Linked DNA regions of Mus musculus: region 2 is linked to region 1. A link is a loop called in an ENCODE intact Hi-C map of the cell type or tissue named here. Cell type or tissue: heart. All regions are shown on one strand.

Region 1 (8,000 bases):
TGGGGAGAGAAGGGGGTTCAGGGTTTAGTCGGTGCTTCCTATCTGGGGCAAGAGGGATGAGGAGAGCGAAGGCAGGCACCACCCTGACAGACAGTGCACAGAAACGTGGAGGTATGGGAAGGAGAGAGAAGATAGGGCCTTAGGAATGATGTCTGTTCCTATGCGTCTGGAGAGAGGGCTGGCTCAAGGGTTAAGAGTGACTGATGCATCTTGCAGATGACCTGAGTTTGGTTCCCAGTGCCCACACTAGGTGGCTGACCACTACCTGGATCCCCAGCTCCTGGGGATTTGATGCCCTCTTCTGGATTCCAAACTGCTGTGTGTGTGTGTGTCCCCATGTGCGTTCTCTCTCTCTCTCTCTCTCTCTCTCTCTCACACACACACACAAACACACACAAACACACACAAATTAAAAATAAAATAGATATTAAAAAAAGAAAGTATGTCTCACTTTTCATGACCTCCTTAGCGGGACCACCCCAGAGCGTTCCATGTGTAGACGCTCAGGCTCGGCACACAGTTCTCTCTTTGGAGAGGAGCCAGCACTTGATGTTGTCTTTGCAGATCGGGCTGAGAGAAATAAATGATGGCTCTCAGTAACACAGTGTTTGGGGGCTGGACAATAGGCAGAGCCTTTGGGGTCCTCTTGCGCCGCCCTGCCCCGGCTCTACCACTCCCACTAGGCGCTCCCTCCTCTTAGCATCCTGCCAGGGGCTTCCCAAGCTTTCCAAAAAAGCTGGGCTTGCTTGCGGGCTCCGGGAATCCCTGGAGTCTCCGTGCTCCCGAAGTCTGTGACGGATCAAGCGGGGTGGGGGTGAGGAAAGGGGAGGATGCTTGAATTGACCCCCTCAAAGCGGGCTTCTGTTGTCACGTGACCACATTCCAGGTCTCCCAAGTCTGGATCTGGCTTGCTTCCAACTGTCCTTCTGCAGCACCAAGACTAAGAATTTGTATGGAAGGAGGGTGGGGGATCTCAACACCTGCCCCAGCCCCCAACTGTCCGGTCCCATATTCTATAAATCCGGGGGTAGGGGATGCACCCAGCCAGGGAATCTGGAGAGGCGTGGGTGCTCCGAGGCTGGCGAGTGCTCAGGGCTGCTGGGGCCCACCCTACAGGGGTGCCTTCTGAGAGTCCCCGCGGCCACGGGAGGCTGCGCCACAGCGCAAGCCGCGAGCACAAACAGGGCGAGGAGGCTGGTGTGAGCGCCTGGGCCCGCTGCCAGCGCGCTGGGGCTGGAACACAATGTCCCGGGCGAGAGCAGGCGGGCGGGCGGGCGGGCGGGCGAGCGTGAGGGAGAACAGCCTGACTCAGCAGCTGGGTAAGTGGGTGTGCTCGCCCGCTCCCCAGATCAACCGCTCCTGCAGCCTGCGGTCAGCAGCCGGCTCCGCACTGGGAGGGAGGGCGCGGCGCTGCAAGACCGCCACATGGTCGGGTACGAGACCTCCTCACCCCTCCAAGAAGCCATCTCCGGACCCTCCGGGCCGGGGCACCGTAGGCTCAGCTCACCTGGGACCGGAGTACCCTCCTCACTGTACCCACGCATGGGGAGAACCACGGAGATGCCGGCTACAGGCCCCTTGGTTCCTCCAAGCCCCACCCACTCTGGGACGCCTCTGGAGGTCTCAAGAGTGGTTTGTGACTGTTAGTTGCAGGGAAAGCAGTTTGCTTTGGGGTTTGGTGGGTAAGGGTACCAAGGAAGAGCATCCTAGAAGAATTAAGAGAGAGTTCTGCCCCGTCCTCGTTTGACCCAGTGTTGTGTCTCTTCCGGTCCCCCTCCTTTCAAAACCACTGGGGCCCTGAAGATTTCCTCCCTGGAGGGAGGGAGGGAGGGAGGGAGAAGCAGGTGGCGTGGTCCTCTGAAGCCTGGGAGTCTGCTCTTTCTGTAGTCTCCACCCTCCCACCTGAAGCCACAGCAAAGGCCCCAGAAGCTGGCCACCCAGCCACAAAATTCCTCCTTCGCGCTTGCTGATTCTTGTGGTCCGGTGGGGCCATTGACAACGAGGCAAAAGGCCAGAGGAGGGTGGTTCCTAGGGAGGAGGGGCTGCTCAGTACTCTAGTCTCCTGGGGTGTCTTCAAGGTACCCCTAGGGACACCCTGTGCCTGGAGAGTGCCAGGCTGGCAGGAAGGGGCTCTGTTCTCTGCTGGATTCCGGGAAAGGTTTTGGCAGACAGCACAGGCCTGGGTTCCAGGGCCTTCCAGGCTGAAGTTTAGGGGAGGGACCCTAGGCTGCTGAAGTATCTCACCTGGGCCTACTGTTCCCAGACCATCTGATTGCACCATCTCCAAGCTCTGTAGCTGAAGATGAGGGCCAACATGGGTCCAGGCTAGGGACCACCTTTCAGCACAATACACATTCCAGCTGACCCTTGCGAAATCATCTGGGAGAGATTTAGCCCCGTTACACCCCAACCAGCAGCTATTCCAACCGACAACCCACAGGTCTGTCCCTGGTGCCCATGTTTGCTGGTGTCAGTGAAACTCTGACCTGGACACGCTCAGAAGGCAGAGGAGCTGACAATGTCTTCCCCATCTTTGGTTCTCTACCAAACATTTGCCTTCCCATGACCTACAAGTGACCGACTTTAACTGACCATGTTCCTAGCCCAGGCACATCCCCATTGCCCACTGAGGCCCAATCCCCCAAACTCCCTACAGTGGTAGGCTAATTTTTAGGGGGCTGTGGATTAAATCTAAGGTCTTACCTTACTAGGCAGGCAGTTTACCACTGAACAAAATCTTTACTTTTAATTTTTTTTTATTGTTTTTATTTTTGTTTGTTTGGTTTTTTTTTTTTTTTTTGAGACGAGACAGGGTTTCTCTGTATAGCCCTGGTTGTCCTAGAACTCACTCTGTAGACCAGGCTGGCCTCGAACTCAGAAATCCACCTGCCTCTGCCTCCCAAGTGTTGGGATTAAAGGCATGCGCCACCACTGCCCGGCTACTTATAATTTTTAAAAATTAAATTACTGGGTGTTCCCAGCCTCCTCTCCTCTCTAACACCAGCACTGCCTCTCCCTTGCTTGCCAAGAAAGAAGGGGGGATAAGCAAAGAGGTGCCCTCTGTGGTGGTAAAGCCCCCAAGAAACAGCTGGCTACAAAAGCTACTCCCAAGATTGTGCCCTCTACTGGAGAGGTGAAGAACATCATCATTACAGGCCTGGTTGGTATCTGGAGCTGGTCGGAAGCAAATGAAGTCCATCTAGTTGGCCTTTTTAAAGACACCCACCTATGTGCTATCCAAGTCAAACTTGTAACAATTGTGCCAAAAGAGAGCCAGGTGGTGTGCTGTATATGCAGAGAACATGCTCGCCTTTAATCCTGGCATTGAAGAGGGTTCTCTCTGATGTCAGTGTTGGATCTGTCACCAAACATCAGGTTCTCCTCTCCACTTTTGCTTCATTTGTTCTATTTATTTGTTTGTTTGTTTGTTTTGAGACAGGGTTTCTGTGTATGGCCCTGGCTGTCCTGGAACTCACTCTGTGGACCAGGCTGGCCTCGAACTCAGAAATCCGCCTGCCTCTGCCTCCTAAGTGCTGGGATTGATTAAAGGCATGCAGCACCACTGCCCAGCTCTTTTTTTTTTTTTTTTTCTTTTCATTACTTTTCCCAGCCCCTTCTCTCCAGCACCATAAATGCCACCTTTGGCCCAAATGGTCCTGCTTCCTAACCCAGGCTTTTCCTGGCTCCTTCCAAACACCATTTACTGTGTATGTTATCACCTTCAGCCAAACACACTGGGTACACTGGGTGCTACCCTGTGTGTTCCCAGAGCAAAGGCTGGGGGTTTGTCCTTGTCAATTCCAGCCTACAGGACTGAGCACAGCCCTGCCGCACTGGGAGAGGACATCAGATGTTCTCAAGTGACCCAGCCACCCATTTGATTCAACAATTCCCCTCACCTTCCTCTTACTCTCCCTCTCCTCAGTTGGTATGTCCAGTCCCACCCAGCGTAGCACCTCCCTAATGCTCTCCCAGGTCGTCTTCTTTAAACATATACCGTGTACTGTACCTATTTAGTGAGTGTGGATGCAGGTGTAACATGGCTGAAGGTGGGAGTCACAAGACAACTTACAGAAATAGATTCTTTTTGCCATGTGGGTCCTCAAGACATCAGACTTAGCAGCAAGCACCTTTACCTACTGGAGCTGTCTTGCTGGCCCTTTGTCCCTATTTCTCACTCACCTCAGACTCCTCAGAGATTGGAGGAAGGAGCCGCTGACATTAAAGTTACCCTCAGGGAGTTTGTGCTAAGCTTCAAACACTTGGGGGCACAGAGTGAAAAGATAGCAGCTGCTGACATACCTGCTCCTGTGGTACAGCGCCACAGACAGGGGCAGAAGGCGCAGGGGAGGGGCTGTGGACATGAATAAATTGGTACAATGCTTGCCAAACATGGAGAAACATGAAGGAGACCCCAGCTCCCTCCATCCATGAGGTGGGGTGGGGATGTGAGGTACACACCTGTTATCCCAGCATTCCGGAGATAGAGGCAGGAAGATCAGATGTTTAAGGCTATTCTTGGCTAAATAGAAAATTTGAGATCAGCCTGGGCTAGAGATCTTGTCAAAAAAAAAAAAAAAAAAAAAAAAAAGCCTTTGTATGGCTGAGCCACTAGTTAGGTGTTCTTTGCAGGAACAGTCTCTGTCTCTGTCTCTGTCTCTGTCTCTCTCTCTCTCTCACACACACACACACACACACACACAGGTACTGTGATCCTACAGTCACCTCCCACCTCCTGACCTACCTGGGAATGCACCTTCCACGGGAGAGGCTCTGACAATCTCAACTCTATTTTGATCCTTTTAAACAGCCTCCAACCTGTTCTAGGTTTTATTGCTTAATTATGTTCTGTGGTATCCTCACCCCACCCCCACCCCCCACCCCCGTTTCCCTGTAGGCTGTAAACTCCTTCATGACTGGGTTAGGGGCAGGATTGTTCTTTGATACCATTTAATTATAGTCTAAAAATGAAGCCAGGCTTCATACCCACAGGCTTGGGTCCCAACCTGGTTCCAACACTTAGCTATCTGGCTTAGGGTCCTGGTTCCAACACTTAGCTATCGGGCTTAGGGTCCTCTGAGAGCTCAGACTCAGTTCCTAGGCTGTAAAAGGCACCAGAAATACAACAGGGCAAAGATCACAAGACCTAAAATGCTGGGAAGGAGTTGGTACGTGGTGAGCATGGAACACTTTGTCCTCCTTCCCTGAATAGCTGAGACCTTCCATGAATTAGAGAACCAAGTCTTCACTGATTAGTGCTCGCTCTGGGGTACTTGACAAGAGAAAGGAGACACTGAATAATTACATAGCGCAGTGGATAAAGGTGCCGCCAAGCCTGACATGAGTTGGGGTCTCACAAGGTAGAAGACGAGAACCAACTCCCACAAATTGCCTGCCCTCATATCTCCAGATGCACGTTATAGCACATGAGCCCCAGCCCCCTACAGTAAATTTAATAAAAAGGCATTACATCTATCCCAGGATCATATCCTGGGTGCATGGCCACTCCACCCGGCTTAGTGACAACCTGTGAACCGCAGACTTGGTGAGAGAAAAACAGTCCCTAAGAATGGCGCCAAGCATAAATATCTGTTGAATCAAAAATCAAGCGAGTCAATAAAAAAGCAAAGACAGAAACGTCCCACCCCGCCGAGCCCCCAGCCCAGCCGCACCCTGTCCTGGAGCCCTATTAAGCCATAGTCCCCAAAGTCCGCTTGTCTACAGCCCCGCCTCCGATTGCCTTGGAAACAGTGACGTTAATCGAGGGGGTGTGGCCTCTCTCCATCCTCTCAAACGTTGTGAGCCGCGCCTTAGCACAACCTGGAGGGGAAGATGAGGTTAAGGTTGCTGGGTACTCCCCCGTTCCTTAGGCCGGAGATAGCTAAGCACACCGGTCTGCGCCCACGAGAGAGCCCACCTTGCGCTTGCCCTTGGCAATTTAGCGTAAGATCGCGAGAGTGCGGGCCTGGGTCCCCGGGAACCGCCCCTGGCGATTTAGGGGGCTTCTGGAGACTGCAGGCTTGGGTCCTCGGAAGACCACCATACTCTCCACCCTCGACGTTGTCCTGGTGGGCGCAGTCCTGCGCCTACCCGGGCACCCCAGACTCGCTGCGCGCCCTAGGCGCGGGCGGGAAGGGGTTAAGCAAGGTGCTGGCTCGGGGCGCGGCTCACGGCGCGTGTGGAGGAGGGGAGCGGGGAAGAAAGTGAGAGCGGGGGCGGGGGACCCGAGCGAAAGAACATCCTGTGCCGCCGCCGGATGCGAGAGGCGGGGGCGCGGGGGAAGCTGGGCGATGCGCTCCGCCCCGCGCTCCTCCTCCCGGGCGCTGCCCGCTCCCGCGCTTCGTACTGCTTCTTCTGGTCCCCACGCCTTCGCGGGTCATGAGCTTGCCAGAGGGGCCCCTCAGCTCGAGTTCCCCGGCAGGGGTAAGCGCGGGGAGTATGGGATCCGCTGTGAGGAACGGGCGCCCCCCTCACCCCCCAAGCTTTTTCCGCTGCACACTGATGGCGAGCTGTCCCCTGCGCAGCGCTAGGATCGGCACCTTCTCTGAGCCAGTCCTGCTGCCAGTACTTTCAGGACTAACACAGAAAAGCTGGTTGTGGAATTCGAAGCCCTCACACTCCTGGGATTAGAACCGGAATCGGTCGGGCCGCAGGGGGCTTTTCACTGGGAATAGCGAAGACTCAAATCCCTTAGCTGATAAGGCTCGGGAGAGAGGCCTCTCGGAAGTCATGATAGGCGCTTGCCGACACAGTTCGATCCCCAGGTCGCACAAGGTGAAAGGCGAGAGCCACCGATTTACATAAATTGCCCTCTGACCTCCATACATGTGCCTTGGACACCCATGCTTGGGGAAGCCAGGTATGGTGGCTTTGAACCCAGCACTCAAGAGGCAGACGCAAGAAGATCTCTAGTTGAGGCCGAGCTCTTGGACTACTACATAGACTGGGGAAAAAAAAAGTTAAAAAAAAATATGGGGGTGGAGGGAGCTAGCTATCTAGGCAATGCTCTTTACTTGATCCAATCAGAAAAGAGCCTCACCAGCAGATACAATGGCGCTATTAATGTCAGCTTTTCAAAATACAGGCTTAGCACCAAACTGCTATGTAATGATGACCTTGAACTTCTGACCACCCATACCTCTACCTCCGGAGAGTGCGGGCAGGGCATGGGGGGCGAGGTTACAGAAGTGCAGCACAGCCGGGTGTATAGCAGACCCTCAACACCACCTGGAGCCCTAAGGACGCTGAAACACCCGTGGCCCACGCTTGGTTGAGGAGAATGAGGAAGTGGCTTTGGAGTTCCACGGGTGGATGATGGGCCTTAGGGGCAGCAGCTCAGCGAAGTGGGCTCAGGGTATGTACCCTGGTTTGTCGCTAGTGGAGGCATTGAAGAGGTCTAGGCTTGCCTCCTGCGCTTGAACCTCGTGGATCCTCATCATGACCGGTCAGTATGTGTCATGCTGCTTAATGCGCAGGTTCAGCCTCCACAGGCAGCTCCACGCGGCGGATCTCCATCCACGTCCCTTTCCACGGTGGACAATGTCAGCTAAACTGACCTGCAAGGAAGCCCTGGATGATACCAACCCCAGAAGTTGAAAAGCTACCACGGGGTGGGTGCTAGGGCGGGCTGTGACTTTGTTGGTAGGGCCCTTCAGTGCATGTGGCCAGCCCTGAGTTCAGTCTCCAGCGCCAAATAAAGCAGACACAACGCACTCAGGAAGATGGTGGACATGGTGCTGGGAATTCAGGGTCATCATCAACTCTGTAAGCAGAGTGTGAGGCCAGCCTAAGCCACCGCTCTCAAAAGCTGACAGGGTGTACCTGCTGGGTTTGTGTGACAACTTGACACCAGCTGGAGTTATTACAGAGAAAGGAGCTTCCCTTGATGAAATGCCTCCATGAGATCCAGCTGTAGGGCATTTTCTCAATCAAGAGTAGGAGGGCCCAGCCCATTGTGGGTGGTGCCATCCCTGGGCTGGTAGTCCTGGGTTCAAAAGCAA
Region 2 (8,000 bases), 58 kb before region 1:
AATGTGTATCTCCTATTAATCACATCTTTTTTATATTTCCTCCCTTTTTTCTTGCCAAATTTAGAAACTCCTGGCTTTTTGGGTTTTGTTTTTTGTTGTTTTGTTTTGTTTTTTGCCTTCAGAGTTTTCTGTAATCCCCTTTCTCTTCAAAACTGTAATTATATACACATTATACTTTCATGATTGTCCCATAGCTAAATGATTCCTTTTTCCCAGGCCTTTAAAAAAAAGAACAAAAACAAACAAACCGAAAAAAAAAATCTCTTAAGTTTACTCTGGATAATCTGCACTGCTAAGACATAGTTTTCTTATCTTCTTCCTGCACTGTTTGGGCTGCCCCTACTCCCATACTGTGAGCTATTACACTCACCCTCTGTAGGTTTCACTCCAATGAACTGTATTCAACGCTCTCAGTCTTTCCTGTATTTTCTTAAACAAATGGATTATAGTTATAACGACTACTTCAGTGTATACTAATTTCATCATCAGTCATTTCTGGGTCTGTTGCTATTGACTAATTTTTCCCGTTTCTGGGCAAGCCTGATATGTTTCACCAGAGGCTAACTGTGAATTTGGCCCTGGTGAGGGATAGGTATTTTTGCATTCCTCTAGATGTGAAACTTTGTCCTAGTTAAGTTACCTAGAAACAATCTGATCCTTTCCAGGCTTGTTTTGGAACTTTGTTGGGAGGATAGAAGAAGTCTTCAGTTGAGGGCTGCATCCGCCCACATTAAGGCAATTGCTTCTAAGTACTCTCCCTGACGTTCTGTGACTTACAAGGCTTTCCTATTCGGTTGGCAGGAACTCAAAAACATTTTTTGACATAGAATCTTGTTGCTGAGTAGCCCAGGTTGGCTTTGAATTCACCTCTGCTTCCTTAGTGCTGAGATGACAGGCATTTGCCATTATACCTGGCTCTGAAAAGAAAGACAGGGCTTTCTCTCCCTTTATCCTTTTGGGTGGTTGTTTCTCTGATGGAGTGGTTTCTACACAACTCAGTAGAGCTCATCTGAAGAGCAAATGAGATTCTGGTGCCGCCCCCCACCCCTTCCTCTCAAAGGCCATCTGCCTGCCCTCCCTGGACTCCAGCAGACAAGAACTCTGGGAGTCAGGTGGGATAATTAAGGCTTTACCTGCTGGTTTCTATTTCCTCAGAGATCACTCTCCCCTTGCTGTCACCTTTCTGGTGTGTCAAGCTGTTGCCTCACATATTTTGTCTAGGGATTTCTGTTTGCTTTGTGACTGTAGCCAACAGAGTCAACCAGAAGTGCAAGGCCACAGACTCCATTTTTAAGCCAAAAAAAGATATGGCTAGGACAGTGGCACTTCCACAGTGTAAAGTCTTACACGATAGGCCCTGCTGGGCAAATCTCAGTGTTCTCAGATTTGAAAGAGTTTTTTCCCAGGACACTATAAAGTCTACTACTTTAACTGATAATAAAATAAAATCTTTCTTCCAAAATGTCAGGTATTTTTATTTTAAAATGCTTATCAAAACTGTGACATTGGGAATCTAGATAACTGAAGCATCATATTTTGGGTTTTTTCTGTCTTTTGGCTTTTTGAGATAAGGTCTCACTGTACATCCTGGCTGGCATCACATTCTGAATGACACTTTGCCTCTCGGGTACTAAGATAACAGGAGTACAACATCACACCCAGCTCTATTTATTTTTGTTTTGTTTTCAAGACAGGAGTTCTCTGTGTAGCCCTAGATGTCCTGGAGTTGACTCTGTAGCCCAGGCTGGCCTACGACTCAGAAATCTGCCTGCCTCAGCCTCCTAAGTGCTAGGTTTAAAGGCGTGCGCCACCACGCCCAGCTCAGACACTGCTTTTACTTTGATCTTTAATATATGTAAGAAATGGTTGTAGAAAGAACAAAAATTGATTTTTCTATCCCAAAGAACCATTACTAATTATAATTTTAAAATTCTTAAACATGGAGTTAAAAAATAAAAGCTTTATTTTATGTTGCTTGAGACAGCTGTGTCATGCTACATATAGCTCAGAGTAGAACTGGAGCTGTCCATCCTCCTGCCCCAGCCTCCTGAGTGCTAGAACTAGAGGTGTGTGCACCACCCAGGCAGTTGCTCACGAATCAACTGAAAAGCATAGAGGAAAGCAAAGCATGCCAAGTCCTGGGACTATATAGGCTAGCTTTGGTTGGGACTATATAGCCTAGCTTTGGTTGGGACTGTATAGGCTAGCTTTGGTTGGGACTGTATAGGCTAGCTTTGGTTGCTGTTAATGCTAACAGAGTTTAACAGAACTTTAAGTTTAGATTCTATTCTACAGAAAACCTCAAATATTTGCCTAATATATACAAAATCTATGGATTATTTTAGAATGTTGAGTTTTTAAATTCCATTGGGACTGGGCTCCACGATCCTGCATTTTGGTTGGTTATGGTTTTCTGTAGTAGTCTCCTAAGAGAAGTTCCCTTGATGGGTGGTGATGCACTTATCTGTGAGCAGATGTTTAGATTAGTGTTAGGGATGTTCATGTAGTAACACAACAGCTGTAGGTTTTCTTCCAATAAGCACGATTTCCCCAACACTGAGTATCTAGCCAGGTTTCCAGTACCAGACATAGTGTCCCTCTTGTTGAGCAGGTCTTAGGTCCAATTAGAGAGCTGCTACTTACTGACAAGTATGCACAACACTACTGCCACTCCTAAGGTTACTGTGCCACGATGGTCACTGATGTTGGTTCACAGGCTTCAAAGCTGGGTAGGACTTTGTTGGTTGCCTCTCACTATCAACAACTCAAAGGAGGGCCCTCATGTATACTATTAGGGTTTTGTTAAGTTGTCTAGCTCTTAGAGGGAGTACTGTCAGCACACTGTGTATCTTCTTTCCTGAGATGTCTGCTCAAAAAAGTTTCTTTTGCACTGAGTGGTGGCAGTATACACCTTTAATCCCAGCTCTCGAGAGGCAGAAACCTCTGGACTTCTGTGAGTTTGAGACCAGCCTGGTCTATATAGTAAATTCCAGGACAGCCCAGTCTACACAGAGGAAACACACACACACACAGACACCTACCTTCTTAGGGAGGGGTATATTTTTCAACTGTGTAATATTCTTACTGTTTTTGGTGGTGTCAATGATGCTAATGGTTGATGCTATACAATCAAACTATTGAATTTTACTAGTTCTTTGTTTATTATAGATTTTTTCACTATAGTTTTTACAGATGATTTACAGCTTGCACTCTTTCTTTGCTTAGAGTTTTGTTTTAAACTAGGGATGGCAGTTCCTGTCTGCATCCCAGCACTGGGGAGGCAGGGACATGAGGATCGCTATGAATTCAAGGCTAGACTGGACTACAGAGTGAGATCATCTCCAAATCCAAAAAGAGGAACAGAAAAGACCGGAGCAGTACCCTCACTCCCTAGCTCCTGCACTGTGTTCAATCAACTACTGTTCCAAAGAAGGAAAATTACATTAAAAGAGAAAACAAGGTTCTGTCTTCCTACCATTTTCATACCAAATCTTAGCGTGTAGTATACAACTGGAATATTTAAGTGTGACAGTTGTCCTTACAACCACAGTTTTAAATGGCTACGTTGTATCTTACTGAGTCTTCCTCCGACTGACTTCAGAGATCCCTCACAGTTTTAAATGGCTACGTTGTATCTTACTGAGTCTTCCCCCAACTGCCCACAGAGATCCCTAGTACCAGCTAAGTTAACTTTGTTACAAAAGTTAGCAAGCTGATTCTAAAATTCATAGAGCTACCTAAAGGATTCAAAATAACTGAAATTACCCTGAAAAGAACAAAACTGCAAGGCTCAGGGACCGCACTTTTAATTAACAGTTAGGACAAAACATACTGAAGACAGTGTGGCCAATTCTTAAGACAAAGAGTACTCAAGTGTGGTCTGCTATTAGGACACACCCAGGAACTGATGGACCATGAGGACTGAGAGCCAAGAATATTACTACATTCTCATTAATTTGCTTTCAGGAAAGGTACGGTGAAACTGGAGGTAGAAAAGAACACTTCCCACTAAGCAGCGCAGGACAACTCTCCCTTCACATATAAAGATTGTAACTGGATACCTGGCTTCATGTCACATACAAAAAGTAACTCAACATAAGACATAAGACCAAATCAGGGTGACAGTACACACTAACCCCATCACTCATTAGGCTGAGACAGGAGGATCACAATTTTAAGACCAGCTGGGCTACATAACAAGAACTTGTCTCAAAAATCAAGCGAAAGGGGCTGATGGAGAGGTTGCTCAATACATTAAGGACTTGCTGCACAGGCATGAGGGTCTTTGTTAGCAGCGATTTCAGAATTTCATAAGGAAACTAAAAGCAAGCCATATGAGGGGGGAGGGGGTCTGTAGGGCAGAGGGCTCAGTGTAAGATCACCACAGTGAAGTACTTCAGAGGGAAAACACAGCAGGCAGTTACAGCCGGTTACAGCAGGGTGGGCTTTCCAGTCAGCACAGGTGTGGTGAGAATACAGTTAGGGCAGGTGGAGGACACATGACACTCCAAGATCACCATCTGCTAGAGCAGAAAGGGACTGGGGAGGGATGGCTAGATGACAAGAGCAGTACAGACTCTCCAAAACCAAGCCAGTGACCACAGCAGGCAGAGGGGAGGGCTTCCTGCAGGCCAGCAGCATACAGGAAGATGCAAAGACATGAATCACCAATGACCCATCCAGGAACTGCTTGTGATCCAATTTGGCTAAAGTGAAGGGTACATGTGGGAAAGACGCAGACGATGCTAAATAAATAGGCACAAACTTGACTGAAGGACCTTGTGTACCAGAATACAGCATTTGAACTTTATTCCAAAGGAAATGGGAACTGAAGCATTTGTAAGGAAAGTGACAATCAGACTGGCTTAAAACAACTTACTCTGGCAACCCTCCAATGGCTTCCCATCACAAACTGCACCAAGTCCAAAGCCCTCCACCGATCACTGGCCGACCTCTGCTTGAGCTGCTCAGCAAACCCCTACTCCCTTGTGCCCTCCCCAGGGCTCTGCACCTGTTGGCCCCTCTACTAGGAACTTCACAGTGCGCTCTCTCATAGTCTAACTCCTCGTGAGGGGCTTTCTCTGCTGTTACTCTGAGAGAGCAAGAAATTACTGTACTTGGCTCCACCATTCGTCTCTTCCACAAACCACAGGGCACACACCCTGGGCTGCACACTGCTGTCCCACCTGAGGAGAATACAGGTCCACAGCTGAGTCTCTCAGGAACTCCAGATGCTGGAACTGCCTCCATACAGACAGACTAAGGAATGGAGACGTGCCTGAGGCACAGATGGTTAGTTAGGGGAGAGCAGAGACCCTGAATCTGTCCACAAAATGAAACTTTGCATATTCACCAAAACATAGTACTTTATATTTGTAGTGAGAATGCAAGCATGGCAAGGTGTTAAGGGCAAATTTGCCAATATCTACAAAAAGTTTAATATCCTTTAGCCCAGCAACATCATGTCCAGAAAACTGACTGCAGAGATTCTCAGAAACAAGCACCTGGTGGCACACAATCCTAGGAGAAGAAAGAAATGTCTTTGTGTATATGTGAGTGGATTTGGGTGTGTGCACACAGGCATGTGTGGGCCAGAGGTGAATGCTGGGTGTCAGCCTCACTCTTTGAGGCATCTCTCATTGAACACAGATATGTTCTGAGTTCTGCTTGGCTGACTGGCTAGCAAGTTCCGGGGATCCACCCTTTTCTACTTTCCCAGGGTTAGAATTATAGACACACACCATGTACATGAATTTTCACAAGGACGCCAGGGATCCAAACTCAGGATCCCATGGTTGCACAGCAAGCACTTGACGGAGTCATCCCAGCAATCACAGGGGAAAAAAAAATAACAAACTATTACTGTAAATCTCAACAATGAAACATTATGCAGCAGTTAAAAATAAGGAGCTGGGCGTGGTGGCACACGCCTTTAATCCCAGCACTTGGGAGGCAGAGGCAGGCGGATTTCTGAGTTCGAGGCCAGCCTGGTCTACAGAGTGAGTTCCAGGACAGTCAGGGATATACAGAGAAACCCTGTCTCGAAAAACCAAAAAAAAAAAAAAAAAAGGAAACAGTTATAAAGTTATTGATGAGGAAAGATGTTTAAGAATGACATTAAAGAAAAAGAGCAACTTACAGAACAGAACCTAACTCTCCTAAGGGTGAAGAATATAGTTCAGTGATGGAGTACTTGCTGAACATACGAGACCTTTGGCTTGACCACTATTATCACAGAATAATATACATACTTGCATTAAAGTACTGTTTTGAAAACAACAACAACAAAAACCATATATATTTGTAAGTACAGAGAAAATATTTAAGAAATACACAAAACCATTCTAAATCACAGGATTCAACAGAAAACAAAACAAAATGAAAAACAAGACATTTATATATTTTTTTTAATATGTTAACATCCACATCTTAAAAAACAATCCATCCGTTAAATTTTAATTCTCAGGGCTGGAGAGATGGCTCTGTGGCTAAGAGCACTGGCTGCTCTCCCAGGGGTTCCAGGTTCAATTCTCAGCAACCCAGTCCATGGCAGCTCCCGGCTATCTGTAACTCCAGTTCCAGGAGACCTGACACCCTCACACAGACATACATGTGGTCAAAACACCAATGCACATGAAATAAAAACAAATAAATTACATTAAAAAATAAATTAAAAACATTTTAATTGTCATTAATGAGGGAAAAGGCTGAGAATACGAATGTGCTTTAGATGAACATAATTGGTCTTGACCTGACCCCACAGTGTGGAAAATGTGAATTATTGCAAGTATTTAATCAGAAACTCGTCATTCATAATAAGTATTTATGGAACACTCACTCTGTTGAGCACCACTTGAGGATTCCAACAAGGTGGTGAACAAGAAGCACCTCGTCCCTGCTCCCAAAGAGCTCAAGGGGGGGGGGGGCGCCTTTTGGTCCCCACCTCCCCTGTTAAGAACTACTGGTTATAAATCTGTTTTCATTCTATTATGCTGATGGCTTTTACTAAAATACATATTAGCTAGCAGAATCAGCAGACTAAACAGAAATAAAAGATTTGTAAGTTTTAGTCTGTTTCTTTCATGAGTAATTGTCCACCCTTTGGCTTTCGAACAGTCTTGCTACATAGCCTAAATGGGCCACATGACGCTGCGTCTGCCTCCCGAGTGCTGAGATTTAAAGTATGCATCTCTCTGCCTGGTTTTAATGGTTGTTCTTGAAGAGACACCTCCCTGCAATGGGAGATCAGCTACCGCATAAAGTGCAATATCTTCCCACCACATCAGCTCCCTGTCAGCCCAGGGCCCAGTCCCCTCTGCTAGAAAGGACACTCCAGAGCCGCCCTTAGGAAAGCACTGCTTCTCACCTCCTGGACCCATCTTTTCTAGTCAGGGCCTTCAATCCTCTTGGTCACTAGAGTAGTTTAGAGACAAACATAAATAACCCTAACAGATCCAAAGCAAACTCAGTCCTGACAAGAGCAGCTTCAACTGAGCTATGGAAACAATGACTCCAACACAGCTGACGTTCCTCAAAGGACGCGGGAAGACAAAGCTCACTTAATGGAACACTTAAGTATTCTGTGTGACTGATCCCACAATTTACCACTTTTGTTAAAGTATACCACAGTGAGATAGGTGTGGAGGCACGCCCCTAAAATTCTGGCACTCTAGAGACAAAGGTAGCAGGACCAAGAGTTTCAGGCCAGCCTGGACTACTTAGCCTCAAAACAAAAGAATAATGCATGTGCATGTATATATAACAATGAACAAGAAAAACTGCAATATTAGAAACTTCCCCCTTTAAAGCTGGCAGTGATGATGCACACCGTTAATCCCAGCACTCAGGAGGCAGAGGTAGAGGCAGGCAGATCTCTTTGAGTTCAAGGCCAGCCTGGTCTACATAGTGAATTTCAGGACAGCCAGGGCTCTGTAGAGAGAGCTTGTCTCAAAAAAAAAAAAAAAAAAAAAAAAGAATTCTACAGACTTTGTGCATCTCCT

The links. Hi-C counts contacts between places; a loop is a spot of excess contacts. Peaks named below come from ENCODE experiments on the same cell type or tissue, not always from the same donor. Only the 100,000 strongest peaks of a DNase experiment are listed, where the experiment ranks them.
Region 2: a loop joins it to region 1, with 2.5 times the contacts of the local background. A loop is called at or near these places in 12 of 42 quality-filtered maps.

The regions. Positions count from the first base shown.
Region 1 is chr17:28,516,944-28,524,943 of GRCm38, forward strand. It overlaps E230001N04Rik (a long non-coding RNA gene), which reads left to right and starts at 5,713. Exons shown (of 2, transcript XR_385504.4): 1 at 5,713-6,423; 2 at 7,476-8,000. In heart, a CTCF peak has its summit at 3,136 (motif pointing left); DNase peaks (open chromatin) are centred at 768, 1,188, 5,748, 6,278 and 7 weaker places; H3K4me3 peaks cover 3,293 bases; H3K27ac peaks cover 2,431 bases; H3K27me3 peaks cover 3,943 bases.
Region 2 is chr17:28,459,327-28,467,326 of GRCm38, forward strand. All of the region lies in intron 1 of Fkbp5 (FK506 binding protein 5), which reads right to left. Among named protein-coding and RNA genes, the nearest start is that of Gm22146, 17 kb to the left of the region's middle. In heart, no CTCF peak of the experiment used is centred here; DNase peaks (open chromatin) are centred at 4,615 and 4,945.